5 separate regions of the Homo sapiens genome follow, and regions 1, 2, 3 and 4 are each linked to region 5. A link is a loop called in an ENCODE intact Hi-C map of the cell type or tissue named here. Cell type or tissue: IMR-90. All regions are shown on one strand. Each heading gives the region's core, and the rest is flanking DNA. Links, peaks and the distances in the headings are about the cores only. Region 1 overlaps LOHAN2 (lncRNA oncogene in head and neck cancer 2). Region 2 overlaps ZFHX3 (zinc finger homeobox 3). Region 3 overlaps PMFBP1 (polyamine modulated factor 1 binding protein 1). Region 4 has its middle 260 kb from the start of PSMD7-DT. Region 5 has its middle 9.2 kb from the start of ZFHX3.

Region 1 (6,127 bases), core at 557-5,556, 360 kb before region 5:
GTTCCCAGTGGCCTCTGTCCATCTTTTAGGATTTAGAAGGTTCTAGAAGGAATGGTCAGCTGCTGTGCTTTATAGCTCCATCCCATGACTTACTGTCTTTCCTTGCATCCCACAGCCTTTTCTTTTTCCTTTTTTTTTTTTTTTTTTTTTTTTGAGATGGAGTCTCGCTCTGTTGCCCAGGCTGGAGTGCAGTGGCGCGATCTCAGCTCACTGCAAGCTCCGCCTCCTGGGTTCACGCCATTCTCATGCCTCAGCCTCCCGAGGAGCTGGGACTACAGGCGCCTGCCACCATGCCCGGCTAATTTTTTATTTTTTTATTTATTTTTTATTTTTTATAGAGACGGGGTTTCACTGTGTTAGCCAGGATGGTCTCGATATCCCAACCTCGTGATCCACCCGCTTCAGCCTCCCAAAGTACTAGTACTGGGATTACAGGCGTGAGCCACCGCACCCAGCCTCTTTTTCCTTTTTAAAAAATTATTTTTAAATTATTTTAGACAACAAAAAATTTGCAAAAATTGTTCAGAGAGTTTCTGTGTATTCCTCACCCAACTTCCCCAATGATAAAAATCCTAGATAACTGTGGTGCAACTATCAAAATTAGGAAATCGGCTGGGCATGGTGGTGCATACTTGGAATCCTAGGTACTCAGGAGGCTGAGGCAGGAGGATCACTTGAGCCCAGGAGTTTGAAGACAAACTGGGCGACATAGCAAGACCCTGTCTCCAAAAAAAAAAAAAAAAAAGAAAAGAAAAAATTCCTTTTCTTAATTAATGGGTACAATACTAATACCAAAGTATAGATTGTATTTGGATTTCACCGGTGTTTTCACTCACGTCCTGTTTCTTGGATCCTATCCACAATCCTAAATGTAAGACAGCTTTTAGCTGTGTTTCCTTCAGCTCCCTTAATCTATGACAGCCTCTCAGTCCTCCCTTGTTTTTCACACCTGGACACTTGAAAAAGTATTGCTCCATGACTGGATAGAATGTATAGGAAGGTTCTCATGATTTGATCGAAGACATGCGTATGTTTTGGGCAGCAATAGCAGAGGTGACGTGCCCTTCTCAGGGTATTATATGCGGGGTGCGTGATGTCAGTTTGGCTTATAACTGATAGTCCCTTTGGTCACTTGGGTAAGGTGGTATCTGCCAGGTTTTCATGCCGCAAAGTTACTGTTTTTCCCTTTGAAACTGTTAAGTATATTTTGGGAGGTACGTTGAGATGATGATAATATCCTACTCCTCAACTTGCTTTTTTTTCTGTTTGAGACGGAGTCTCGCTCTGTCGCCCAGGCTGGAGTGCAGTGGCGCGATCTCGGCTCACTGCAGGCTCCGCCTCCCGAGTTCACGCCATTCTCCTGCTTCAGCCTCCCTGGTAGCTGGGACTACAGGCGCCCGCCACCGCACCCGGCTAATTTTTTGTATTTTTAGTAGAGACGGGGGTTTCACCATGTTAGCCAGGATGGTCTCGATCTCCTGACCTCGTGGTCCACCCGCCTCGGCCTCCCAAAGTGCTGGGATTACAGGCGTGAGCCACCGCGTCCGGCCGACTTCTCAACTTTCGTCTGCTAAATTGAGTACCCCTGGCAGCACCGGTCTTGCCTACGACATTTATGACTGTGGTATCCTCACAGGGACTTTTCCATGTTCCCCCTAAAGTTAGAAATTAATTTTCATAATGAATGAGTCCAATACTGGTTTTCTAGTCCTCCCATTCCATCTACCTTTATTCATCAGCACTCCCACAACCTTTGGGCTGACTGTCTACAACATTTTTATTCTCACCTTGTAGAATTTCTCCTAATTTCCCACCCTGGTCCCTATAAAGGATTCTGTAAATATTTTCAGAAGTGGGAAAGAAGAGGAGAAAGAAGACAAGCAAAGGAATAAAAATGCCTACAGTGATCCCAGTCTGTGCTCACTGTGTGACTTTGAACAAGTCACTGTCCTTTGAGCTTCTGTTTTCTCTCTGTTTTTTGTTTGTTTGTTTTCCGTTTTTTGTTTTTTTTTTTTTTTTGAGATGGAGTCTTGCTCTTGTTGTCCAGGCTGGAGTGCAATGGCATTATCTCTCGGCTCAGCACAACCTCCACCTCCCGGGTTCAAGCGATTCTCCTGCCCCAGCCTCCCGAGTAGCTGGGATTACAGGTGCCCATCACCTCACTCAGCTAATTTTTGTATTTTTAGTAGAGATGGGGTTTCACCATGTTGGCCAGGCTAGTCTTGAACTCCTGACCTCAGGTGATCCACCAACCTTGGCCTCCCAAAGTGCTGGGATTACAGGCATGAGCCACTGTGCCCAGCCCCATTTTCTCTTCTGAAAATGCCATCTCTAAGCCCCTTCCAGCTCTAAAATGCTGTGATCCTATGACAGGCAGCTGGGTTGTGATGGAATCTGCAACTGGCGTCACCAAACTGCCCAACAGTGAGATGAACGAACATGGGGCGGTGACGGGACAGACAGGGGAATTCAGTAAGGGGAGGAAATGGCCTATGAATCTTTTACAAGCACTGGGGATACTGACATTAATAATACTTTCCACACGGAGAAATACATTGGAGGGAATGCTAAGGTTTGAGGAGGAAGCAGCTCCATTTGGGATGAAGTCTTTTATCTTTGCCTGGCCCTTGAAACAGATGAATCAGCCCTTTTCTCCCCAGATTGAAGAATCCATAGTGTGTGTTTCCACCATCTGTTTCATTACTTTGAATCAGGCTTAATACCCATTTAAGGCTTAATGGTTGCAGAATTATACTGGATGTAAATATAATTTTTAACAGCATGGCTTAAAAGCTGAAGTTTCACTTTTATCCTCTATATAAAGCTCACAAAACATGCAGACCTCAAGACTAAAAATTTTCTTAATGTCTTATAAGCCAAGTCTGTTTCTTCTGGTTTGCAGCCCAGAACCACTTCGTATTGATATTTTAAATATACAATTAGAAATTACTGATTATTTTGCCTATCTTGCTAGCTGATTTTAGAACATCGGTCATTATTTTAAAAAAATAAAATAAAAAACTGAGAGAGAAACATTTGGAACTACAAAAGGGAACTTTGGCTCCCAGGAATGAACTGTGAATGCTGGATTGGGCTAGACACCCAGGAATTGATCATGGGTAGTGGTCTTTGTTAAAGAGAGAGAAGAATCCAGAGATGAGGAAAATCAAAATTTGTCCCCAGCTGGGGTTATTCGAGCCAGTTCTTGTGAAACTCCTTTCCTAGCTAGTCTGTTCTCACCTCTGCTGGCTAATAGAGGAATGTACTGGTTTGGGATCCAGCCTCTTGTTTTGTTTTGTTTTGTTTCAGACGGGATCTCACTCTATCACCCAGTCTAAAGTGCGGTGGCGCAATCACAGCTCACTGCAGCCTCAACCTCCCAGGCTCAAGTTCTTCCCACCTCAGCCTCACAAGCAGCTGGGACCATAGGCACGTGCCCCCATGCCTGGTGGATTATTTTAAATTTTTGTAGAGATGGGGGTCTCCCTATGTTGCTCAGGCTGGTCTCAAACTTCTGGGCTCAAGCAATTCTCTCATCTTGGCCTCTCATTTCCCCCAGTGGGATCCTACCTCTTAATTACCCTTTTTAAATAAAGAACTTTTGAAATATCACTGTAATAAAACTGCTTTGGTAAATATAAGTTGGAGAATCACAGGGAAAGTGAGGGTAGGAGAACGAGTGGCCAATTTGTCCCACCTTGTAGTGAAGATTTGGTGTTACTGATTAAACTGTAAGTTTAGTTCTTTACAGACAGGGACAAACATCTCTTAGTGACTGCTGTACTGTGAATTCCATACATAGTGCCTGGCACATAGTAGGTGGTCGATAATCTGTGATGCAGCAATAAATGGTTAAAAGGTAGAAATTATCTCTGTGTGGGTTATACCCTGAATTATGGTCCCTTTCATTTACCTTTCAGGTAATGGTTGGAGCTAGAGGTAACCTAAAAGGAGTAACTACACTTGAAGGTCTATGCCTTAAGTTTATATACTACTTTGTAACAATATTTTTCATAATGTGTTTCTTGGAAGGTTAGTAGATATTATTCAGTAAAAGAGTCCTGTGGTCAAAGTGTGAACTGCGAAAGGTTAAACAGTTTTTTTGTTTACTTTTGTTTTTAACTGCAGGACTTGTCAGGGCCTTTGATCATTTGTATGGGTGTTGGGATTTACCAAGGGAGGCATAAAAACTTTGAATATTGAATCTTTGTTTTCTTAAAGTATCCTTCATTCTAATAATCCAATGATCACAATTTGAGAAACATTGTTTATAATATGCAGAGCATTTTTACTTGGGCAAATCATCTTAGAACATTTGGTTTCTCCAGTCTTTGACCTTGAACTCATTACATACGTGTAGAAAAATTTCCAAATCAAATGCATAACATGAACAATGCCCCTAGGTATGCAAATACTTGTTCAGTGGATGGATAGATGGATGGATGGTTTAGTGACTGTATCAGAATAATATTGTTAGATAAATGACATCATCAGCACCAAGATCTGGGAGAGTTCTTGAGATTTCCCCAAAACCACAATGTTCTCACTTCGATTGCCTCTCTCCTCCACCCCAGCCCCCAGCATAGAGCTACTGATTGCCTTTTGCTAATTGTAGGAGCTTCTAAGTGCTGTTTCCACATCTGGTCTCACTGCCCTCCAATCTGTCCACACGCAGGCCTGCTATGTCTTGGGGTCAATTACATGGCAGTCCTTCCGCAAGGTGCCCAGAGCCCTCTCCAACACAGTCCCAACTCACTCTTCCAGCCTCATCCTCCTTCACTCCCTTATGTACAGGTCACATTTCACCCAAACCAGCCTCCCCTCTGTTTCCCAAGTTTCCTTTGAACTTTCTCACTCCTGTGCTGTTCTTTGCTCTGTTCTGTGTCTGGAATGCCTGGGGAATCCCACGTCATTGATGGCAAGGGCCTCTTGAACTATTACCTATTTTTTCACTTTCATTCCAAACCATCTTCTTCATAAGAATGTCTCTAGTCCTGCTATTTTCTGAATCTCTGTGGCCTTCTCTGATATCATTCATAATCGCCAGTAATCCATCTATTTGCCCCATTTCCACCTTCGTGCCCAACACGCACACTGTATTGTGAACTCCTGCAAGGCAGCTTTCTATACATTTTTCCCCCAGTACTTTGCACACGGTGGGCCCTTAGCTATAGTTGGTGAGTTGATCGCTCCTGTTAAGATCCATAAATGCATCTGTATTATTGCTCTTCAACAGCGTAGCACAGAGAGACAGATATAGATCTTGCCCTAAGAAAACACGTTGCAAATAAGAAAGCCCAATTATCTTCTAGAATTTGGAAGAATCCAATGTACTAATAGGCTATGATGTTGCAGAAGTTCATTTTAAGTCTGTTGTTCGGAACCTGGGTGAAATACTCCCCCAGAAACAGTATCACGCATGGTGGTTGTATCTCCCGCCAGCCCACAAAAGCCTATTTAACTTGTAATGTGTCTAAAGTCCGATACTAATAGCAGCCCCAGGGGTTCATCGGCCTCTTCTCTCAGGCCATCGGCAGTCTTAACACTACAGACCTTGCCCTGAGGCAAAGTATGAGGCCGGGATGGAAGAGGATAAGGTGGATGATGGAGGGAAAGGAAGGGGAGGGGAGGGGAGGGAGTTGTCTACTGTAAGCAAGAATGAGGGAAGCACAAAGAACATGGCCATGACAAACTGAGCAAGGGTCTGGTCTGCCATGGCAATTCAGGTGGAATGGGTACAGTGTGCACTAGTGCAGGGACTTCAGGAGACAAACACATTCTCTGACATTTACTTTTTTTTTTTTTTTTTTTTTTTGAAACAGTCTCTCACTCTGTTGCCCAGGGTGGAGTGCCGTGGCGTGATTATGGCTCACTGTAGCCTTGACCTCCCAGGCTCAGATGATCCTCCCTTCTCAGCCTCCTGAGGTAGCTGGGATTACAGGTGTGCGCCACTATGTCCGGCTAATTTTTGCATTTTTTGTAAAGACTGGGTTTCATCTTGTTACCCAGGCTGGTCTCAAACTCCTGGGCTCAAGTGATCCACCTGCCTCGCTCTCCCAAGTGCTGGGATTACAGACATAAGCCACAGATCCTGGCTGATATTTATTTTTATTGGAAAGTCTTTGGA
Region 2 (6,127 bases), core at 443-5,442, 270 kb after region 5:
TGATCTTACAGATCAGAAAAAGGATGTCACAGAGTTGTGAGTGTGTTGAGCTACTGTGTCTAGCATGGCTAGTGCAAGGCTTGGTAAATAGTAGAGATTCGTAAACGTTTCTTAAAATTTGAACCTCTTATATAGACCATCAGTTGAAGACACACAGTTTAAGGCTTTTTGACCTGAATCTTTCTCCTAGAAGTCTGGAGCCATGGGGATGGGGAAATCTCTAAATATTCCTTCCTTGCCCCACTGAGAGCAGACCCATTGCCTAGTGGAGACAGAGCCATGTCCCAAGTTTAGAACTCATAATCTACTCTGTCTTGTTTGTGCCAATTTAACCAACAAGTCTTTACTAAGCTTTTCTGAGTAGAGTCACACATATCTTCTCTGGTGTCTTATGTGCACTGAGGACACTGCATGATGAGATGCTGAAGGAACCTTTCTCCTTGGCTATCCAGTATTAACAGCTGTTTGTCTGGGATTGGCAATTTGAAGCAGTCTTGTTCTTTTCGTCTGAAATCTGAGGGTTTTGATGGTGAACACTACCATGATAGCCAGAAATCTGCAGTCTTCCCCCAAGTCTGGGCTTCAGAGTGCTTTTTCTTGCTTTTTTTTCCTCAGTGTCATGTTATGGAACTCCTTCCCCAGCTTTCCAGCAGGTGAGGTCCAGATGAAGTAAGATTTTGATTTTGCATTTTGGTGTCCTCTGAAGAGATGTATATACCATCAAGTTTCTTGGATATGGTGAATATAGAGGTGTTCTGAGAGCTGTTGCCTGTGGGATCCTCCTCTTTGTTTTCTCAGCTTTTCATCGTCCAGCACACACTGCACCCCACCCCCATGCTGTCCTTACCTACTATCTTGCTAGTCTCAACACACCTGAAGCTTGGAGTACCATCCGTAGCAACACCCTCTTGCATTACCTTGGACCTGGTGACTCAAACCAGGAGATAGCTATGGGTCAGGGAGGGTATTAGGCTCTCGGGTTGGTGAAGGCGTTGCAGGGAGTGGTGGTAGATTAGGGGTATGATCAAGGATGGGATTCTAGCCCATGAGGGCCTGGTGATATGGTCAGACCTTTGCTATCCATAGGCAGTGGTGCTTCGGGTAGGTTGTGATGTCTTGGGAATTGGTGTCAGTATCTTGGGCTATTCCACTTCTGACATGGCTTTTCTGCTTTTCCTGCGGTTGTTTCTCAACCATCTACAGTCCCACTGGCCCTCCTGTGTATCATTCAAACAGGGGCAGGAAAAGAAGATGGTCGTTTCTCCCGCAGATTCCAGATTCCTATTCCTAGGCGGTTATACTGTTGAGTAGACTTGTTGAAGCAGGTCAGCTGGGCCAAGGCATGGAAGCAATTTTCCCTGAATGGATTGTTCTTATTTCTTCCCAGGCCCTTCCTCCACACTTTCCTATTCATCATCTTCTCTCTACCCTCCGAAAGCATCCAGTCAGCTGCAGCAACAGAGGTCAGAGAGGAGGAACACCTGTAGAGCCTGTTTTGTTTTTGTTCATGTGGCCGTGCTAGCTTTCTTGCCTTCGTTCTCTCTTCTCCTGTTGCCGCTCTCCTCCAGATAACTTCTCTGGGGACCTCGTGGCCATACTATTTTTGTGATGAAGGCCTTTGGTGCAAATGGGCCCCAGCTAGAAACAGCTAGCTTTGGGGCCTCTAGACTAATTGCAGTTGGGCAGAGTGAATGGTAGCTGGGAGTACTTGGCAAAGAAAATGTGAACTAGCGGGTGTGGCACATTGGGCAGGAAGGTGTTGGAAGTTGTTTGGCTGGAAGGGGAAGTATGGGAGCTAGCCAGGACTGAATCTTCATTAGAATACAAGGTTGTCCAGCCCTGAGCCTGGTGGGATACTTCTGGAAGTTGTTTGGCTGAAAGGGGAAGTATGGGAGCTGACCTAGGACTGAGTCCTCATTAGAATACAAGGTTGTCCAGCTCTGAGCCTGGTGGGATACTTCTGGAAGTTGTTTGGCTGAAAGGGGAAGTATGGGAGCTGACCTAGGACTGAGTCCTCATTAGAATACAAGGTTGTCCAGCCCTGAGCCTGGTGGGATACTTCTGTTGGAAATGTTCGTTTTGAGAGGATCCTTCAAGCCTTGACATCTCAAACTGTGTGCCAGTGACACCGGTAAAACGTCTTGAGCTTCAGCCCTACCCCTGCCCAGACTGACCGGTGATTTCTGTCTCCATTCCTTTCAGCTTTAACGTCTCCTAAGCCGAACTTGATGGGTCTGCCCAGCACAACTGTTCCTTCCCCTGGCCTCCCCACTTCTGGATTACCAAATAAACCGTCCTCAGCGTCGCTGAGCTCCCCAACCCCAGCACAAGCCACGATGGCGATGGGCCCTCAGCAACCCCCCCAGCAGCAGCAGCAGCAGCAGCAACCACAGGTGCAGCAGCCTCCCCCGCCGCCAGCAGCCCAGCCGCCACCCACACCACAGCTCCCACTGCAACAGCAGCAGCAACGCAAGGACAAAGACAGTGAGAAAGTAAAGGAGAAGGAAAAGGCACACAAAGGGAAAGGGGAACCCCTGCCTGTCCCCAAGAAGGAGAAAGGAGAGGCCCCCACGGCAACTGCAGCCACGATCTCAGCCCCGCTGCCCACCATGGAGTATGCGGTAGACCCTGCACAGCTGCAGGCCCTGCAGGCCGCGTTGACTTCGGACCCCACAGCATTGCTCACAAGCCAGTTCCTTCCTTACTTTGTACCAGGCTTTTCTCCTTATTATGCTCCCCAGATCCCTGGCGCCCTGCAGAGCGGGTACCTGCAGCCTATGTATGGCATGGAAGGCCTGTTCCCCTACAGCCCTGCACTGTCGCAGGCCCTGATGGGGCTGTCCCCAGGCTCCCTACTGCAGCAGTACCAGCAATACCAGCAGAGTCTGCAGGAGGCAATTCAGCAGCAGCAGCAGCGGCAACTACAGCAGCAGCAGCAGCAAAAAGTGCAGCAGCAGCAGCCCAAAGCAAGCCAAACCCCAGTCCCCCCCGGGGCTCCTTCCCCAGACAAAGACCCTGCCAAAGAATCCCCCAAACCAGAAGAACAGAAAAACACCCCCCGTGAGGTGTCCCCCCTCCTGCCGAAACTCCCTGAAGAGCCAGAAGCAGAAAGCAAAAGTGCGGACTCCCTCTACGACCCCTTCATTGTTCCAAAGGTGCAGTACAAGTTGGTCTGCCGCAAGTGCCAGGCGGGCTTCAGCGACGAGGAGGCAGCGAGGAGCCACCTGAAGTCCCTCTGCTTCTTCGGCCAGTCTGTGGTGAACCTGCAAGAGATGGTGCTTCACGTCCCCACCGGCGGCGGCGGCGGTGGCAGTGGCGGCGGCGGCGGCGGTGGCGGCGGCGGCGGCGGCGGCGGCTCGTACCACTGCCTGGCGTGCGAGAGCGCGCTCTGTGGGGAGGAAGCTCTGAGTCAACATCTCGAGTCGGCCTTGCACAAACACAGAACAATCACGAGAGCAGCAAGAAACGCCAAAGAGCACCCTAGTTTATTACCTCACTCTGCCTGCTTCCCCGATCCTAGCACCGCATCTACCTCGCAGTCTGCCGCTCACTCAAACGACAGCCCCCCTCCCCCGTCGGCCGCCGCCCCCTCCTCCGCTTCCCCCCACGCCTCCAGGAAGTCTTGGCCGCAAGTGGTCTCCCGGGCTTCGGCAGCGAAGCCCCCTTCTTTTCCTCCTCTCTCCTCATCTTCAACGGTTACCTCAAGTTCATGCAGCACCTCAGGGGTTCAGCCCTCGATGCCAACAGACGACTATTCGGAGGAGTCTGACACGGATCTCAGCCAAAAGTCCGACGGACCGGCGAGCCCGGTGGAGGGTCCCAAAGACCCCAGCTGCCCCAAGGACAGTGGTCTGACCAGTGTAGGAACGGACACCTTCAGATTGTAAGCTTTGAAGATGAACAATACAAACAAATGAATTTAAATACAAAAATTAATAACAAACCAATTTCAAAAATAGACTAACTGCAATTCCAAAGCTTCTAACCAAAAAACAAAAAAAAAAAAAAAAAGAAAAAAAAGAAAAAGCGTGGGTTGTTTTCCCATATACCTATCTATGCCGGTGATTTTACATTCTTGTCTTTTTCTTTTCTTTTAATATTAAAAAAAAAAAAAAAGCCCTAACCCTGTTACATTGTGTCCTTTTGAAGGTACTATTGGTCTGGGAAACAGAAGTCCGCAGGGCCTCCCTAATGTCTTTGGAGCTTAAACCCCTTGTATATTTGCCCCTTTTCAATAAACGCCCCACGCTGATAGCACAGAGGAGCCCGGCATGCACTGTATGGGAAAGCAGTCCACCTTGTTACAGTTTTAAATTTCTTGCTATCTTAGCATTCAGATACCAATGGCTTGCTAAAAGAAAAAAAGAAATGTAATGTCTTTTTATTCTCAGGTCAATCGCTCACACTTTGTTTTCAGAATCATTGTTTTATATATTATTGTTTTTTCAGTTTTTTTTTTTTTTTTTGTTCCAGAAAAGATTTTTTGTTTTGTTAACTTAAAAATGGGCAGAAAGTATTCAAGAAAAACAATGTGAACTGCTTTAGCTTTCTGGGGATTTTTAAGGATAGCTTTTCTGCTGAAGCCAATTTCAAGGGGAAAAGTTAAGCACTCCCACTTTCAAAAAAAAAAAAAAATAATAACCCACACACACAAAGAGTGTTGAGGACTTGTAGCTTAAAAAAAATAAGTTTTAAAAACTGACTTTCTGTATTTATGATAGATATGACCATTTTTGGTGTTGAGTAGATTGTTGCATTGGAAATGAACTGAAGCAGTATGGTAGATTTAAAAGGAAAAAAAAAAAAAAACCTTTTGTGTACATTTAGCTTTTTGTATGGTCCAGCTGACAGCTCCTCATTTGATGTTGTCTTGTTCATTCCTAGCAGATGATAGATTGCAATCCGTTGATTCGCCTAAGCTTTTCTCCCCTTGTCCCTTAATTCCACTTTCTCTTTCTTGTCCCTTAATTCCACTTTCTCTTTCCTTCTCCCACCTCCCGTCCTATAATCTCCCACTTAAGGTAGCTGCCTTCATTTCTTAGAGGGAGCTGCAGAATTATTTTATAAAACTAAAGAAAGAATTTCAAGGGATTCTAGGGGTCATTAGGATCCTCACAGATTATTTTTGGTTGGGGAGTTGAAACTTTTTAAAGGCATATAATTCTAGTTACCTGTGTCTGTTAGCTTTGTGCATTTATTTTTTATTTATCCTTCTTTTGGCTTTTTTTTCTTTGTACCCCTTCTTTTCCTCCTTGTTTGGTAGGAGCTTCAAATATTCTTTTTTTTTCTATACTAAAGGATTTGTTTCCATTTGTGTAATTGGCTGTGTACTTTTCTTTTCTAAAAAAAGTTTTTGGTTAGGGATTTGGTTTTTGGTTTTGTGTTTGTTTTTTCTTTCCTCTCTCAGAAAAAAAAATTTCATGCTTTAAATAAAATCCAAAGACACACCCTTTCACTGCTGATGCAGAAAAAAGGGAAAGGGTTCTTGTTACTTGAGAATTTGTTTCTGATTTAAACAAACAAGACTTAGTTTAATAAAAGAAAGAGAAAAACAAAAGATTCCCAGGTTGTTATGTGCTTCTTCTGCAAGCAGAGAGGCAAATGTTAATGACAATTCCATATACCAAAAGACACATTTTTTACTTCAAAGTTTTGTCCTTGTGTTAGGCAGTCTGAGCAGCGAGTGATCCAGAGCGCAGCCAACAAAGCAGCAGATAGCAGTGTACAGAAAGCAAAAAAGGAACTGTATGTGAGGCACTTGTTTCTGTTAATATCCATATTCCTGTTAACACACACCCTTTCTCATGTAAAAAGAAAAATAAATAAATGGTCTGAACTTTGAAAACTTTGTGCTGCTAAAACATAGATTTTGGAGACAAATAAATAGATGCTTTGCTGTTTCACTTTCATAGCTAAACATCAACAGAAACCATCTCCCCTTGCCCCCAAAGTGTGAAATCCTTCTTCCCTTCGTTTTCTTCCTTATGTTTCAAAAGGGAACTTTGAAGACTGTGAATACAGGTTCCATTGGTCACCTTTCGGGCTTCTTTCCCCAGTGCTGAAGCCACTCATCGACTTTGCAAAAGACTGGAGCATTCCAAGATCTGAAAATGGATTTTTTTTCTTT
Region 3 (5,000 bases), core at 1-5,000, 930 kb after region 5:
AAGTAATAAACTTGAAGCACTGATCAGTTACTGGAGATAAAACAAGAAAACCCAAAAGAATGTGTTTCTGTGTGCATGGCCACTTTCAGATGCAGGTGTGCTAGAATACCAAAGAATACAAGTCAGGCATATGAATTTCTGAGGTCTCCCTCTGGCTTCCAGACTCAGAAGCAGATCTCTGTCCTGTACTTAAAGTATATAAGAAGGCTAGTTTCTGTGTGTGTCTGTGACAGTAACTCATAGTCGTATAGTAAAACAAAGCCCTTTTTACACATATCACCTCATTTGATCATCATAAAAACTCCACGAAACAGTTAAAATGATTTCAATTTGTGGAAGCAGAAACTGAGGCTAGAGAAATAAGTAAATGATAGAACCTGGACCTCAACCCAGATTTTTCTGACTCCAGATCCCAACTTCCTTTTAACTATACCATGAATACTCATTACGATGTTGAAAACAGACTTCAGTTTTTAAACACACTTCTACCAGAACTACATGTTCCCTAACATGTTGATCAATTGATCCCTAACTCCAAAAATGCAATATTTCACGTGACAGAACAAAGACCATTTTTGAGCATTTCCTGAAACTCTGTCATGTGCCATGCCCTGAGTTACAGCAATGGGGAAACAGCAGGAAACAAAACACAGGCACAGTCCTGCTTTCTGGCACATCAAGTCTAGTGAATTACATCAGGAACTAAGTGAGGCATAAAACACAAAGGACATGTTGTTATCATGTCCACTAACCTCAAATCGGATTCCAGGTCTTTATCAAAGGCTGCAGAGTATGTGAAAGGGACTTTTTTGTGTACTTGGCATATCATGCCCCAGCACCGCTGGTACTCCTGCTGTTTGAGGGAAATGCTAACTAGAAAGAGAGATGTGGCTGAGGGGTGCAAAAGAGCCTGGAAAGACAGCTCTACCTTTTACAGTGGTGAAGTGAAGATGTGAGTGTTAACACGGACTCTGCAGGTTGCTGCAGACAGGAGAGAGCTTGGCTCTTGTTCATTTCCTATAGGCACAGAGAATGCCTCTATGACCCTGACCTGGCACCCTGACAGTTCTGCTCTCCCTCCTTAAAGATAGCCCTTCAGAAGGAGTCCTTAATGAGCCTGCAGGCCCAGCTGGACAAAGCTCTGCAGAAGGAGAAGCACTATCTCCAGACTACCATCACCAAAGAAGCCTATGATGCATTATCCCGGAAGTCAGCCGCCTGCCAGGATGACCTGACACAAGCCCTCGAGAAGGTGAGGCCACACCCTCTAGTCTCCAGGGCTGTTTTCAGGCAAGGAAACGTCAAGGTAGCGGGAGAAGCACAGGAGCCAATTTCCTGCCTATTGACTGTCAATGGGGCCATCTCAAACCCTTGTGTGGGCTGGGATGTCTGTGCAGAGAAGGCCTGCTTCCTCTTTGTGAGGCTTGGAGTTGGGTGGAGGGCGGAGGAAGAGGACAAAGATCAAAACCAAATCTAGCAAGCCTTTCTGCCCATGGGTGACTCGGGGGCAAGGTTTTCCCAAAGTCTGGATTGTCAGGGAAATTCATGCCCCATCCTGTGCTGATCATGGCTGGCCCATCAATTCATGGGATTGGAAAGAGAAGAAATGGAGGGAGTGGGTAGGAAGGAGAAAGCAGGGTGCAGAAAACCAACCACTGTCATTTCCCACCCCTCTCTGGGAGACTAGGCAAGGTGACCGTCCGTGTCACCCTGGGCAGAGGACAGGAAGGGACTGGAACCCTCCTCCATTCAGGACTCAGCAGAGAGGGTCAAAGTCTCTGACAGCCATTCGTCCTCTTTGTCTTTTCCGGAAGCTCAATCACGTGACCTCAGAGACAAAGAGCCTGCAGCAAAGCTTGACACAGACCCAAGAGAAGAAAGCTCAGCTGGAAGAGGAAATCATTGCTTATGAGGAAAGGATGAAAAAGCTCAATACGGAATTAAGAAAACTGCGGGGCTTCCACCAGGAGAGTGAGCTGGAGGTGAGGAGCTGCCAGGGGCTTGGGCTGCCTTCCTGGTAGGGGTCCACAAGGTCACCTCTTGCATCCAGAATTATTTAGCACTAAGTCATTCCCTTGGGCTGCTAGGTTCCCTCCACTTTCTTGGCTCCCTGAACTTCAGACAGAGGCAGCAAAGATCGGAGCATGGGTGCCCTCTGCTGGCCACTGAGAAGAAAATACCCCCAACACGTATCCCAAGGCCCAGGAAGCACCCTCTGGCCTTGTGGGTCCTGCGGTCAGGGAGGCCAGCTGGAGTCCCCCTCCTCACTTTGCTCTCCTGAGTAGGTGCACGCCTTTGACAAGAAGCTAGAGGAGATGAGCTGCCAGGTGCTGCAGTGGCAGAAGCAACACCAGAATGACCTCAAGATGCTGGCAGCCAAAGAGGAGCAGCTCAGGGAGTTCCAGGAGGAGATGGCCGCCTTAAAAGAGAACCTCCTTGAGGACGATAAGGAGGTGGGCATGCCTTGGCTTCTGCGTGCCTCCTCTCAGTGCCTCCAGGCACATCCTATGACCACCCAAATGCCAGACAGCCCTTGGTGGGGGTGGGAGAGCCTGGGAGCAAAGGAAAGGTCACCCCCTCCATTTAGCACAAAGCAAGAGCCACAGCTGCTGGTTCAACCCACCTGTGTTCTTGTGGCTTTGTTGATAGATACTGAGCAGAGCGAAGGCCCCATTCTAGAGAAGAGACTGTCAGGTACACCAGCTACCCCTGACCTAGTCCACTGGGTCCCCTTCCAGAGTACATCCTGACACTTTTGGCAGCCCTGGACCCTACAGTAGAATGGACTAAGTGACCTTCTGGGCTTGTCCCAGGCCCACCTCCCTGAGCAGTGAAGTTCATGGCAGGAGGCCGCAGGACAGCTCAGGTGGCCACTGGGCCTTTGCTCGAATTACAAAGAAGGCATCTTAGGCCGGGCACAGTGGCTCATGCCTGCAGTCCCTACACTTTGGGAGGCCAAGGCAGGAGGACTGCTTGAGTCCAGGAGTTTGAGACCAGCCTGGGCAACATAGCAAGACCTCATCTCTACAATAAGTTTAAATGTTAGCTGAGCATGGTGGCCTATGCTTGTGGTCCCAGCTACTCGGCAGGCTAAGTGGGAGGATAGCTTGAGCCGGGGGGGAGGTTAAGCTGCCATGAGCCGTGATCATGCCACTGCACTCCAGCCTGAATGACAGAGCAAGAGTGTCAAAAAAAAGAAGAGAGAAAAAGAAGGCATCTCTTCCTCTTCCTCCAGATGTTTTTCTTCCATCTGTTGGAAAATTGGCTTAGCATACTTCTTTTTTAGGAGTCACTTTAATGCCTTCACACTGAAAACCGTGATTATAAGTGTACAAATCTACGTGTCTCTGCCATAAATGGTGCCTTCTCAGAGATGTCACCTTTGTGTGAGATGCCACCCGCACAAGCCAGAGGGGGAGGTCTGGTGGCAACTCCACAACTCTGGCCTCGGGTTGGACAGCAGAGTCAAGTTTTCTTTTCCCAGGGAGATAGAAGAGGCCTGACTCGGAAGGAGGGCTGACAGGCCTGTGCTCCCACCTCTGACTGTCTCGTTTTCTTCTTGTACCCAAGCCCTGCTGCCTGCCCCAGTGGTCTGTGCCCAAAGACACCTGTAGGCTCTACCGAGGGAATGATCAGATTATGACCAACTTGGAGCAATGGGCAAAACAGCAGAAGTGAGTATGGGAGGAAAAAGGGAGGCAGGGTCCGAGGCCTGGACTGAGCCGAGGAGCCACATGCGTGCCAAAGATTAGTCACACACACCCCTGCACTCCTGGAAAACAGATCCAGTCTCAGCCCACACCCAAGGGATGGAAATAAGATGGAGAGGAGGGCTCAACCCTTCAGGCAGGCCTGGAAAGCCCTCTGCTGAGCTGGAAACAGCGATGGCAGGAAGGAAGGGGTGCTTTGCTCGGCAGCAAGAAGGAAGGGGGACATTGGCTCAGATATCCTCCTCCCATCCCAGGATCCAGCTTCACTGCCTGGCCCCCTTGAACTCATTCCCTTGAACTCACCTGGGGCTCACAGGATTTTGCATAGGAGTTGAGTTCAGAGAGTCCTCTGAATCCCCAGGTGCTAGGAAGGCCTTAGCTCTGCGGACGGGGTGATGCGTGGGGGACGTGGGATGCAGCAGCAGTCTTGCTGAGAACCCAGCATCCCATTCAGCCAGCTGCACCCTTGCTCGCGGGAGGCTGGCGACTGGCTGCTGTTTTCTCCTGTGATTTTATTACAGGGTCGCCAATGAGAAACTAGGAAACCAGCTCCGAGAGCAGGTGAAATACATTGCCAAGCTGAGTGGCGAAAAGGAGTAAGTCATCTTAAACCACCCTGGCTGCTTCCTGGGAGCTGACAAGAAGGGTCAGCAGGGAGCCAGGGCTGGCTTTAGCCCTTGATAGGGGGATCAGCCCAGGAAAGGCCTGGTGCTTTGGAAAGACCCCCAGGTCTCGAATCTGCATCTATGTGACCTTGGGTATATCACTTGACCTCTCAGGGCCTTAGTTCTCTCACCAAAAATCCAAAGGGAGTTTAGTAGTCTTTTTGCTCCTTCCTGCTCTCATGGTTCTCAGAGGTCAAGGGTGCTAAGCAGGGAACAGGCACTGAAAGGCAGACTGGATTATTTAGGGCAGGGGCTGAGATGCTCTAACAGATCCCAAGTGAAGGAACAAACAAGGAACATCTCTTCATGAAATCATCAGGTGAGCAGGCCAGGTTGGAGGAGCCCTTCTGTTCCACCTGCTCATCTGGGGGCCTGTGGTCTTGCTTCCCCTCATGGTCAAAGCTGGGTCCACTAAGAGGGAGGTATGCGAGGAGTGTTACCAGTTTGAGAATGGAGGTGAAGGTATGAAGGCCTAAAACTGAGATTTTGGAGGTGGCAAAGTAACAAGTAACAACAAGCCTTAGGACAGCGCTTCCCAACCTTTTCTTAGGGAACACTTAGAAAACAACCATGCCTTACGTAACACCATGGATACTATGCAGCTATCAAAAAGAATGAGATCATT
Region 4 (6,127 bases), core at 514-5,513, 900 kb before region 5:
CTTATTTGCTGCTCTATTATCACCATTATTATTGTTACTGTTACTATGGTATTGAACTATATGGATTGAAGTTGATATTTTCCAATCTGTGCTTTATTTAGAAATGAACGTCCAAGGACATACTCTGTCTAACCTACTGGAGGTTGACAGCATCTATTAGTGTATTCAAGGCTCTTACCTGTAAACAAACTGTTTAAGCAAATGATTTCCAAACTCACCTGTCCGTTGAGCTCCCTCATTTTCTGAGGAATACCTGTTGAAATCTGCAGTTAGTATTCCATAAAAGACAATTTGAGGAACAATGCTTGTAAAAATTATATATAGTACAGGAAGAATTAGAGTACAAGAAGACATCCCAAGAAGGTATATTCTTAATGGAGTGTTTGAAAACAGAGGTTAGCTAAAGCACATAGAGTGGTGTTGGTGAGAATTCTCTGATTAGTTAAAAAAGAATCCCTTAAATATATCAAAAAATCCATACCATACGTTAGCCAAACAGCTGCCACCAATTGCAAACACATTCAGGTAATTTAAGCCATTGAAAAAGGAGAGGCAGTTTTTTTAAAGCAAAAGTGTCCTATTTTTGGTGCTGATATTGTAGCCTGGTGCCAAGGCAAAATTTGATTCATTTCATAGAAGCCCTGTTGGACTTTTTCCTGAAGGTAGGAAGACTAATTTCTTGGTATTTATCATAGTTTATTTACTGTCTGTTTTTGTTTCTTCAAATAACTCCAATTGTAGTTGGGAATGATATTTTGGGAACTTGGGGAATGCTGTTAGGAGATATACTGACTTTTCCCTGTGCCCTTTTCCCCTCATATGTATTTTGTTATTTCCATACACTTATTCCTTACCAGAAACAGCCCATGAAAATGTCTGATGAGTTAATTGCTTTGAACCAAGAACAAAATGCAAAAGCAAGGCAAAGGGGAGGAAGCTACACACCGCCTACGTGCCCCCTATTGAATTTTCCAGAATCATAAGATCACTGTCCTCCCTACTCTTACAGGGCTGAAGGAAAAGTGAACATGCTAGTTTTTTGGTTTTCTTTTTCTTTTTCTTTTCTTTTCTTTTTTTTTTTTTTTGAGACGGAGTCTTGCTCCGTTGCCCAGGCTGGAGTGCAATGGTACTATCTCAGCTTACTGCAACCTTCGCCTCCCAGGTTCAAGTGATTCTCCTGCCTCAGCCTCCTGAGTAGCTGGGACTACAGGCGCATGCTGCCACGCCCAGCTGATTTTCCTCAAATGTTCTTTCTTAGGATAGCTTTCCCAAGACTATCTTTGACCACTTTCTAATTTTCCCTCCTCTCCCCACCACCCCATGACACTGTTTATTACAGTAGGATGGTACCTTATTGTAGGCTTCTAATGGATTTGAAAGCTGCCAGGGCAGGGACCTTTTAGAGAAGGTATAACAAAGCAGGGGACTGGACCTGCGGAATAAATTCTGGGGAGGGTCATTGGTCTTTACACTGTTTCCTCATTTCTCCAAAATGCAGATTAGGCCCATTAAAGTGCTCTATAAGATAAAGTAAGCAGTAAAGCCCAGATGATTTGCCGATAAGCTATAATATCTCCAGTTCACATGTGTTAGAATAAAATATCTAGCCTAAGTTCTATGTACTTCTAGAATCTTAAAAACAATTATAGCCTTAGTTTCCATGGCTTGTGTTAGTTCTTTTAACAGACTCATGCTTTTAAATAAGATGTCTTGGGTCAAATTGAATTAGGAATGTTTTGTTGTTTTACAGTTTTATGGATGGTGTTTTATAAATGTCTCCTATTTCTTCTCAATCAGACTTCATAAAACTGCTTAAAAATCAACGAATTAGTTAGAAATCAAGTTAAAGTAATAACTTTTGATTTATCTGTCAAATATATTTTTCATGGGACTTAATCACCATTGTTTTTAAACAGAAACATTAAAATACAAAATGAGGCTTGTTTTTCATTTTTTAAAAAAGGAATCAGTAACACTTGCAATGTGTAAACATTGTTCTCTGGTAAATTATAATCAGATTGCTGTTGGATTACATGTACATTGTGCTAATGCTCAAAGATTTTTTTCTAGTGATGTCATTACAGGGTATGAGTAGACAGGATCTGTCACTATTAAAAGAGACTGTGCTAACAATTCGCTGCAGAGCAAGGGTTACCCCAAGTAACAAGGGGTAACTTGATTGGAGTAGGATTGGTTAGAATTTGTAAAGACGCACTTCTTTGTATTGAGACGAACTTTTATATGTTATATCCTAACTCCTTCCAGGTCAAGAGTCATTAAACACAGAGCATTTTATTCATTTAAAGAGTATCTTCAGTGCCGCCAAATACAGCTCTGTGTACCATTGACTTTACAATAGGATCAAATGATAGAAAAGTTGAGCCTCGCAGAAGAAAGTTTTTCTCTTTGTGCATGCCTCTGTTATCATTGTAAAGATAAAATAAGAAGTGAATGGTCACGCAAACGGGTTTTAAAGCAGATGCTTTTTATTTCATACTCTTTCTTCCTGTTTTTTACTCCACTATGGTGAATGCCTTTGGACTGGTTTTCATTGAAAGAGGACAGGAGGCAGCTGTGATTCTGATGTGTCCACTAGTGGGCACTGCAGTGCTTCTAACGTTCTGTATATTTTAAAATCTGGGCACAGGATAAAAAAATCGTATAGTGAATGGTGAGTTTCCGCCCCTTCAGAGCTTCTGTCCTGTCAAAAAGACACCAAAAATACACTTGGAAGATTATATCTACTTAAATTATTTACTAAAATTTTAGAACAAAATAGCATGCTTGAGATTGTGCCTCAGTTTTTTGCTGGCATTCATTTATATTTGTGAATTGTCACATTTATTCTTGTTTGACAGGCATACACTTTGAAGTCCACATTATGCAAAAAAGGAAAGGTACGTAATGCCAGAGTCCAAATTAACAATATTTATTAGGAGAAAATCCTGCCTTTTCCTATTAAAGAAAAACATTTAACAGGGTTGGTTTATGTAATTTTGAGCAAGAAGCAGTGCAGTTGTGGCTAAGATGTCTATTTGATATTTAGGGAAGAATTTGATGCTTTAATAAGGGAATCCTCCGTCTCCCTCATCCATCATCCACCATCCTCATCCATCCAAACACCACTGTAAATTTGTCAGAGCCTTTTCCATATTCAGTACTTGTATAAATAATGGCTGCTGTGCTTTGAAAAAAGGGAAATGTACGTTTTCCAGCTATGTTATATATCTGATCACAGTCATGGAGACATCTCATAGTTTTTGTTTTGCATTGCTCGGCCTCGGTGCATATAATTTAAGCCCCAGAGCCAGAGGACATTTTTGTGTGTCGACTCTTATTGTGGTTAGTACTTGCCAAAATGAAATTGGTTTCTTTTTTTGCGGGGAGGGTGGGTGCGGCGGTGCAGAGGGGAGCGTTCCTACAGCAGAGGAAACACAGCTCCTGCTCCATTACTACGCTTTTATCATTGCCCATCGCTTCTCCTTCTCTCCTTTGCTATCTTAGGGATTATGCGGGTTCTCTGCAATATTCTGAAATTAATCAAAGCAAGCAAAACCCCATGCCTTATTATCCATCACGGGAAGAGAGTGGTTTCCACAATCCAGACGGCTTTGTGATGTTGTCCAGTTGTGTAACTAGAATTTTATTATCTTTTAAAAGAAGCTTCTGGTTTTTATACAATGAAATCTTTTCATGTTTAACTTGTACGAGCGATGGATCGCTCCATGTGAGTATGACAAAGGATATGAATTTAACCAATAGGCTGTTTCTCTTATTTAAATAAGAAACTGATCTGTGAACAATGTCTATTTCTTTCTTTGATTTTTAGCATAGCAGAACAGCTGTATGTCCCTAATGTAGTTTGGGTCATAAAAGCTTTCTATGCAATGAGATAGGAACAAACTTACAGGATGCTTATCTGGACCTTGTGTTCTATCTCATCTTTTTATAATCATGCTCTACAAATTATTGTTTCCCACTAAATTGGTGGCCATTGTACAGATTGCAGACACTTAGTTTGATTGAAAGTAATAAAAGGAGATTATCCACTGAGTTGGTTGAGTGAAGGTTCTGATATGACCCACTGCCTAGAGTGAAAAGAATTAATCTTATAAACCCGACTCACTTCTGCCATGCTTTGAAAAACCGCCAGGAATGCATTAGACCCTTTTTGTCTTTAGTCCACTGAAAGCTAAAGGTGGGTGGGGCAGACCTGATGTAGAAACCAAATAGGCCATGGCCTGAGTGTTATGCTTTGAGTGGCATCTTGAACTGTGGTGGGGTCTTTTTTTCTTGCTCCCTGAATGATGCATTTCTATCACGACAATCTTGGGGGAGAAGGAGTGTAGTTTTTATTTAGTAGGTGTATATATATTATTCTTTGTGCCAGGCACTGTTTTATATTCTAGGTTTAGAATCAAAACTTATTTTTGTATGTTATCATGAAATAGAATATTATTATGCCAACTTGAAGAGTGTGGAAACAGGTATAAGGAAGTATAGTGCAGGGTCCTACAGCAAATAGGTAGATGACCTGAGATTCAAATCCAAGCTATCCCCACACCCCCATCAAAGCACTTTCTTGTAAATATCATATTCTCCTGCCTACTCTAAGAGAGCAAGGAGGAAACGTTATCTCCAGGAGACCAGGGTGAGATTATGCAGCATGCCCAACTCCAGGCTGGGACATGGAGGCTCTCAGGGGGAAGAAAATGAATGAATGAGCTCCTGATGAAGGGAGAACCTTCTGTCCTTTTAAGGAAATAGCATTGTGGGCTTAGAAGACAAGCTTTGGAGCCAGTCGAACTTGAAAGCATAGGCATCCTGACTCTCCCCTTAATTGATTTTGTGACTGAAAGCAACATTACTAACCTCTTTGAGTCTCTGTTGCTGTCTCCTTAATAAGCCTCTCAGGTTGTTGGGAACCTGCGGGAAGATGGCCTGTGACTACTGGATGGCAGACACTAGCATGGCGGGCTGTCCAAAGACAGGATGTGCTGCCTGGAGTGGGAGGTTGGAGGTTGAGAATGGTATTTGGCACCAGGAAAAAGGCAGAGCAAGTCACAAGGAGCAGCTTCCCACATCTCACACTGGAAGAATCTTAAGGCACCTAAACCACATGACAATTCCCAACCTAGAGGCAACAAGTAGTGGGACATAGTAGGACGTCAAACCTACCTCCATGACTTTTGGATCCTAGAGAGAGAACTCTTTCCCCAGAGCTACTTTCAGGATAAGCTTCAGGCAGAAATGGTAGCATCAACTCTGGTCTTTATTTTAACTATGTAATTTTCAGTGAGTGTCTGAAACATCATAGAATGCTCACATCCAGTCTTCTTTCCATTTATGGAGGCAGCCATGGGTTAATGAGGGAGGAAAGGGGAAAGCATCTCTTCTATCCATGTTTCTCTTTATATCTTGATTTCTGCCTGTTGTGGGGGCAAAAAGGAAACATTGTGCTGGAGCTGCTGATGGGAATCTAAATGACCACAGTCACTACGGAAAGCAGGACGGAAGTTTCTCAAAACATTCAAAACAGAGCTACTATATGATCCAGCAATCCCACTACTGGGTGTATATCCAAAGAAAATGAAATCAGTATGTTGAAGAGAGATGTGTGCACTTCCTTGTTCATTGCAGGATTTTTCACAGTAGCCAAGACATGGAATCAAACTAAGTGTCCCTCAGTGGGTAAATTAATCCAGAAGGTATGGATATATATGTACACACCATACTTTCTGTATGTATATATACTTTCTATATGTATGTGTGTATATATATATACACACACACATACATACACACACAATGAAATAGTATTCAGGTTTAAAAAAGAAAGAAATCCTGTGATTTGTGACAACATGGATGAACCTGGAAGACAAATACCTCAGTACCCCACTTATATGTGGAATCTAAAAAAATTGAACTCATTGGAGCATAGAATGGTGCCTACTTGCAGGTTGGAGAGATGGTCAAAGAACATAAAATTTCAGTTAGGAGGAATAAGTTCAAGAGGTGTATTGTACAACATGGTGACTATATTAATAATCATGTGTCTTATTTTGAAAATTGCTGAGAGTGGATTTTAGTGCTCCCACCACACAAATGGTATGTGAGGTAATGTATA
Region 5 (6,127 bases), core at 504-5,503:
GTAGTAGGGTCCCTCGCTGCTGTCTTTGATTCCAGGGATCTCCTTTGGGCTCTAGTGGGATGTACCGCTCCTAGTCTTTATCTGAAATCCATCCTCTCATTTCAAGCCCTTTGGCTTCGTGACTGTGCTCCAAACTCTTGGAGGTAGCTGTAAGGCTTTTTTTTTTTTTTTTTTTGGCATTAGGGAAGGGGTATGTAATTTCCCCTTTCTACACCCTAGGCCTTTCCTCTATATTTAAATATATTGGCTTTCTCTCTTATGAATTCAGTCTGAAATTATTTTTCACTGCCTTTATTACATCCCTGCTTTTGATGGCAAAATAGCTTCCTGTGTTTTGAAAACATCTGCTTTCCAGGTTTCACACGAGAAAATTGATTTTACTTTTCTCTTAAGTCCAGAAAGGTAGAAAGTTGGACTTGTTTCCAAGTGCAACTTTTCCTTTTCTTGTCTTTCCTGAAGTTATCCCCTTTCAGTTCTGATTCACTTTCTCCCTTTTATTTCTTCTAATCACCCCTCCTCTCTTCCTCTCTCCTTCTAAAGAACCAGAGAAGACCGATTGCGTCTTATTTCAGAACACAAAATTAACATATATTTTTTGTCTAGTCTATGGTATGTGTTAAAGTTTTCTCCATATTTTCTTCATTCGTCCTCTGATTTGGGGGGAGGTAATTTTCCTTCAGTTAAAAAATCTCAGATTTGCAATTTAAAGTGGTCTCTATTCGAAGTCTCTGCTCTTTCACTTAAACCTTTACTCTAAGCTGTCCCCCTCCACTAATGCCCCCATTCTTTGGAGATGCTCTTTTCCTAGTTAATTTAAACATTGCTGCGTTTGCTTAGAGAGAGAGAGAGAGAGAGAGAGAGAGAGAGAGAGAGAAAGGGGAAAATAATAAGAAAGAAAAGAGAAGGGGGGGAAGAAGAAAGGAAAAAAAAAATCTTAAAAAGATTCTTAGCCAGGTTCCTATTGTTGCTCCTATGCATTCCACTTCTCGGTGTGTGTGTGCGTGTGTGTGTGTGTGTGTGTGTGTGCGCGCGCTCGTGTGTGTGTCGTGTGTGTGTGTGTGTGTGTTTTTAATACATGCATAAACTTTTGGAGCCTCTCTCCCTCTTCTAGGCTCTTCTCCCATCCTCTCTTCCTGCTCTCCTTGCCCTGCTCATCACTTTCCCCTGTTTTTTTTTTTTTTTCCTCCCTTCCTCCCCTCTGCCTCCCTCCACCTCCCCCTTTTCTTTTTTGCTGAATCTTATTGATCCAGAAGGTGGCTAATTAGCCCTTCCCGTCGTGCCTGGGTAATGAAGCACATGCGCACTGAATTAATCACAGCCATTTTTTGCAGGAAACTAATTAGCAGAATAAAGATCCAAAGACTTTTTTTTCTTTTCACTCATCAGCTCCCACTTCCAGCGCGTCCCCTCCGACCGCTGCAGCCGCCACCGCCGCCGCCTCCTCCTCCTCCTCCTCCCGGCCGCAGCCGCCGCCGCCGCCTGCTTTGCATCCCAATTACAGCCTAGAGCCGCTGCCGCCGCCGCCGCCGCTTCTCTTCCGTGGCCCCTGCCCGCTCCGGGGGCTGTAAACTCCCCGCCAACCATGCTGCTCGGCGGCAGCGGCGGCGGCGGCTCCGGCTCCCCGGCTGCGGCCGCCTCCCGCCCCGGGCTCCGCCGAGCGCGCTCCAGCTCCGCCGCCGCCGCCGCCGCCGCCGCCGCCGCCAGCAGCGCGTCCTCCGCCGCCGCCGACCCCCGCCAGCCGCCGCTGCTGCCTTGATGGGCTCCGCGGCCCGAGCGCCTCTTTTCGGGATTAAAAGCGCCGCCAGCTCCCGCCGCCGCCGCCGTCGCCAGCAGCGCCGCTGCAGCCGCCGCCGCCGGAGAAGCAACCGCGTAAGTGGCAACTTTTCCCTCTTTTTTTTTTCCCGCCGCCGCCGCCGCCTGCTCCTCCTCCTCCTCCCGCCGCCACCGCCCGGACGCGGGGCTCCTCGGGGCGCCCGGGCTGCTTTGCATGGGGCTCGTCCTGCCCCCTCCCGGCTCTCGCGCCCGGCCGCCGCCGCCCGCGCTCCCCGCGCCCGCGCCCTGCTCGCTCGCTGCGTCCCGCTCGCCTTCCCCCTACGCCAAACTTTCTCTTTCTCTTCTTCTTCCTCCTCCTCCCGCCGCTGCCGCCGCCGCCGCCGCCGAGCCCGGGCCGCCCCCTCCTCCCCGGCCCCGCGCCGCCGCCGCCGGCCGCCGGCGACCCCCGGGAGGGTGGAGGCGCCCGGGGCGAGGCCCGCGCGGCGAGTTTGGAGGCGCCGCCAGGCAGGGCCGGCCGGGGCGCGGGCCGAGGGCGGGAGGGCGGCCGGGGTACCAGCTCGGAGACAAAGGCGGCGGCCGGCGGTGGGGGGAGTATGGGGGGGTCCGCGGTGCCGAGTGCCCCCGCCCCCGCCGCTCCCGGCCCCCAACTTTGCCCCACCCCGAGAGGCGCCGGGGCCCCGGGCTGAGCAGCCGCGCGGGGCGCGCACCCGGCCCGGAGCAGTCGCCGCGGTCGCAGCCACTGCTGCTGCCGCGGCCGCCACCGCTGGCCGGGCGAGCGCCTTCCGCGCTGGGGCTCGACTTGCCGGCGACGCGGGAGCCCGTTCGGAGCCACGGGGTCCCGGAGGGGGCGAGGCGGCCGCGCGATCCTCTACCTGTGCGCTCTCCGCCCTGCCCCACTGGCAGCGCCGCGAGCGCCCAGAGGGGACTCTGCCCTGGACACTAGGGGCTCCCGGGGGCTCGGGGCTGCGCCGCTGGCCAGGGCCAGACCTCGCCCGGCCGGCCTTCTTCCGCCAGCTGAGCTCAGAGACATCCGAGGATGCCTTTTTTCTTTTTCTTTTCTTTCTTCTTCTTCTTCTTTTTTTTTTTTTTTGCTCTCGCGAATCTGGGATTGTTTACGTTGGGTTCCCCACTCTCACCCCTCGCCCGGCTCCACTCGATGCAAAAACCGTGTTCCTGAATTTTACATTATGCATTTTAATGTCCGTCTTTTTGCATATCTATTGGAGAGTAGATCTAAGTGTATTTCATGCAGTGTATATAATTAAGTTGTGTATGGACTCAGTACTCGGAGGGTTCTTGTATAACTATTGAATTAAAATATGTATATATCACTTTGCGAGTGAAGCTGTTGCTCAGAATCTGACTTTTGTTCAATGTTGTGCTATTCTTTGGACTGTGGCAAATTCTTTGATTACAAGCGCTTTCAAAAGGCACCCAGTCTTAACTTTTCCCCCTTGTTGCTTTCAAGTAGGGTAAATATGACAATTTTTATTGGTCTCAATTATTGAAACTTGATCTAAGCACTGTATGGACGGAGCATGCTGATTGCCTTTTTCTGGCCTCCAGTTCTAGTGACTTTTAAAAGGCAGTTTGTTAAGTACCTTTGAAGAATATGACAGACGGTGATCGCTTGGCTGTAATGCAAATTACAGAACATAAATTCACTTTGGAATTTAAAAAAGACTCGAGCCCTTTCAGTGGGGACAATTGAGGATTTATTATGTTTTTTAAAAAATTACTTTTTTTCCTCCCTACTTTGGGAGAATAGCTAGTTGCAGACCAACTTATTTGGAGGTCCTCCGAAAGAGGCTTGGGCAGTGGGCGAGGGGAGAAGATTGATCACAATCTGCATAATCAATAGGGCAGCGTGCTGCAATCGTGTACCTACATTTACTGTAAATTTCTACAATATCTGCAGCGTGGGTGCTCCAGCGCCTTGCTTGGCTTCTTAGAGAGGATTTAGAGGGAGAACAACCAGAATTTACTGCCCTGCCCTCCGGAACAATATAGGGAAGTCCACTCCATAGTAGCTCATTCTAAAACTCCATTTTGCTGAAGTTGTTTTTTTTTCCAAATCTGTTTACATGTGGGGGTTTCAGGAGCTGAACCCCCAAAGTGTAGACATCCTGTGGGTTGAGGGGAGTGGGGGGTATTCAGGAGACCTAGGGGTTGGGAGTTTGCTTCTTGAATGGGCACTTGGGGGGCCCTCTTCTTATCTTACAATGTTAGGTTTGTTGTTTTTTTTTTAACTAGTGCAGGTATATTAGAGATAGGAAAATAAAAGAGAATATACTAGAGATTGACGCAGTGTCAAAAGTATGAGTTGCTGTGTGTGTATGAGAAGAGAGATAGAATACAGACACAGTCAGTCTTGAAAGCTTGGTGGTAGGTGAATCCATATTTGGAGATGATTTTGAAATAGTCTAGCAAATGGTGTACGAAGAGGATTTCGTAAAAAGTGTACACGGAGTCAGTTTTGAAAAGACTGCGGTTTGGGAAGATGAGGTGTGGGCAGGAAAACCTACTCTAGGCCAGCAGCCTTCCTCTGTCTGTGTGTCTCCCTTCCCCCTCCTCGGGTTTTAGTTTTTAATTACTTAATGCTGAAACGCACAGGGCTTATATAAATATTTGCAAATGCTCTTTCCTATTGATTTCTCTGAATAAACTGCCCTGCTCCGGTCCAGAGAGGAGGCGATTCAGATCTGTGGACTTTTTAAACATACAAAGTCTCTGGAGGAGTGGTGTTCTCTGCGTGTGTGTGTGTGTGTGTGTGTGTGTAGAGTTGTAGGTATGAGGATTTGGGGGGCCCGCAAAGAGAGTTCAGGCTCTCAGTGGTGTGGGCCAAGAAAACTGGGGTGGAGCTGGTCCCATGGCCTGGCAGTCCTGACGTGTGTGTGTGTGTATGTGTGTGTGTGTGTGTGTGTGTGCGCGCGCGCGCGCGCGCGCGTACGTCTGCACCGTGTGGGTGTCTTCACTGGGGGAGTCTGGATGCATATGCACTTACTTCCCCCACCCCTATTAAATATGGAGCAGCTTTTCAGGACTCTGTGACTGCCTTCTCCTCAGGGTCACATTGAGTTTGAATCTGACCCAAGGTGCAGGAATCCTGCAATGGGGAAATAAAAGAATATACAGAACGGGGTCAGGTCAGCTGCTCAGAGGCCAAAACCCCTACAGCTGCTTTGATTTTATTTTTTGGTGTATATTTTAGGCTCCTCCTGCCATTGTACAAATTGTGCCTCCCCCTTTCAGGTGTTTGGTCTGTGGTTTAAAGGCACCAGAGCCTATGCCTGCATAGACATAGGCTCCCAGCAACAACAGAAAACCCACAATACCGAATCCAAAACAAAACCCGGGAGGAGGGGGAGAAAAAAACCCTATTGAGTTCAGGCAAATAAGGTTGGGTCTCTAGATCCGGTTACAAAGCAGCTTTGAATATGCAAGACAGTGCACAAGACCAGTTATTCCAGTTACAACAAACTATTAAAAAAAAAAAGAGAGAGAAAAGAAAAGGCATGTTTAGGTCGTAATTTGTTAGTACAAGGAAAAGAATCCCACATAAAGCTGCCTTTTTTTTTTTTCTCTCCCTTTGCTGGCTTCACACAGAATTCACTCACCCCTTTCCAATTCGTCTGCTGTATAGGTTCTTTTATTAAAATCTTTTGGGTTTAGGAAGATGGCTGCAAGCAACACATTTTCTGTATTTTTTTCCCCTTTATCTTAGAGAGAGAGAGTTGGCAGGGGTTCTGTGGTTTGCAGTTACACAATATGTTATCATGTTTTTAATCACTAAATCATTGCAGTGGTTATAGATTTACAGTCTTGGGGTATTACAGAGAGGAGCAACGGCGGCTATATATATGCCTTTAAATTACACCAATGTAAACTGAGTGCGGCAGCTGTGAATATGGTCGGCAGACATCTATTCCCTCCCCCACCAAGTTCTTTCTCCCTCTGTGATTTTTCTCCCAAATTTCTTGGTTTGCTTAAAATAAGCTACCCCTCTCTTCCCCTGTATTGTCTCTTCGCCACCTCTTCCAAAAAAATTAATTTTCATTTTAGACCTTTAACCCCAGAAAAGCTAGAATTCAAACTCTTGAGCTATAAACTTCGGATGAGAGTATAATAACAATAATAATGAAAAGTGTGGATTTCCTAAAAAAAAAAAAAAAAAAAAAAAAAATCCTCCTGGTTTCCATACCGACCTCCTGTATCGGGATGGAGGGTTGATTGCACGTCAGAAAGTAGGGGGGCGGGTGTGGGGGAGGGGAACCGGGCTGGTGGCGCTCGCCTGCCTGGAACCTCGAATGTCCTGTCCCCTGCGAGCCCACTTTCAGCTTCTGTTTTTCATATT

The links. Peaks named below come from ENCODE experiments on the same cell type or tissue, not always from the same donor. Only the 100,000 strongest peaks of a DNase experiment are listed, where the experiment ranks them.
Region 1: a loop joins it to region 5, with 2.5 times the contacts of the local background. A loop is called at or near these places in 2 of 110 quality-filtered maps.
Region 2: a loop joins it to region 5, with 9 times the contacts of the local background. A loop is called at or near these places in 8 of 110 quality-filtered maps.
Region 3: a loop joins it to region 5, with 5 times the contacts of the local background. A loop is called at or near these places in 2 of 110 quality-filtered maps.
Region 4: a loop joins it to region 5, with 8 times the contacts of the local background. A loop is called at or near these places in 2 of 110 quality-filtered maps.

The regions. Positions count from the first base shown.
Region 1 is chr16:73,412,015-73,418,141 of GRCh38, reverse strand. The region is part of intron 1 of LOHAN2 (lncRNA oncogene in head and neck cancer 2); the gene reads right to left. It also overlaps a transcript of ZFHX3 not described here. Among named protein-coding and RNA genes, the nearest start is that of LOHAN2, 28 kb to the right of the region's middle. In IMR-90, for the core only: no CTCF peak of the experiment used is centred there; no DNase peak of the experiment used is centred there.
Region 2 is chr16:72,784,924-72,791,050 of GRCh38, reverse strand. It overlaps ZFHX3 (zinc finger homeobox 3), which reads left to right. Exons shown (of 10, transcript NM_006885.4): 10 at 2,203-6,127. The coding sequence ends at 3,887. The region is part of intron 3 of ZFHX3-AS1 (ZFHX3 antisense RNA 1); the gene reads right to left. Among named protein-coding and RNA genes, the nearest start is that of ZFHX3-AS1, 120 kb to the right of the region's middle. RefSeq lists an enhancer at 1,918-2,533. In IMR-90, for the core only: no CTCF peak of the experiment used is centred there; a DNase peak (open chromatin) is centred at 3,430; H3K4me3 peaks cover 990 bases; H3K27ac peaks cover 981 bases.
Region 3 is chr16:72,122,220-72,127,219 of GRCh38, reverse strand. It overlaps PMFBP1 (polyamine modulated factor 1 binding protein 1), which reads left to right. Exons shown (of 21, transcript NM_031293.3): 15 at 1,088-1,252; 16 at 1,815-1,982; 17 at 2,286-2,453; 18 at 3,571-3,674; 19 at 4,232-4,306. Among named protein-coding and RNA genes, the nearest start is that of DHX38, 31 kb to the right of the region's middle. RefSeq lists enhancers at 1,163-1,664, 2,209-2,268, 2,279-2,388. In IMR-90, for the core only: a CTCF peak has its summit at 2,156 (motif pointing left); a DNase peak (open chromatin) is centred at 2,139.
Region 4 is chr16:73,953,256-73,959,382 of GRCh38, reverse strand. No RefSeq gene overlaps it. Among named protein-coding and RNA genes, the nearest start is that of PSMD7-DT, 260 kb to the left of the region's middle. In IMR-90, for the core only: a CTCF peak has its summit at 2,596 (motif pointing right); a DNase peak (open chromatin) is centred at 2,592.
Region 5 is chr16:73,054,272-73,060,398 of GRCh38, reverse strand. It overlaps a transcript of ZFHX3 not described here. Among named protein-coding and RNA genes, the nearest start is that of ZFHX3, 9.2 kb to the right of the region's middle. RefSeq lists silencers at 1,522-1,631, 1,712-1,801, 1,882-2,101, 2,382-2,781 and enhancers at 2,112-2,844, 4,684-5,196. In IMR-90, for the core only: CTCF peaks have their summits at 2,003 (motif pointing left) and 2,713; a DNase peak (open chromatin) is centred at 4,258; H3K4me3 peaks cover 3,747 bases; H3K27ac peaks cover 3,905 bases.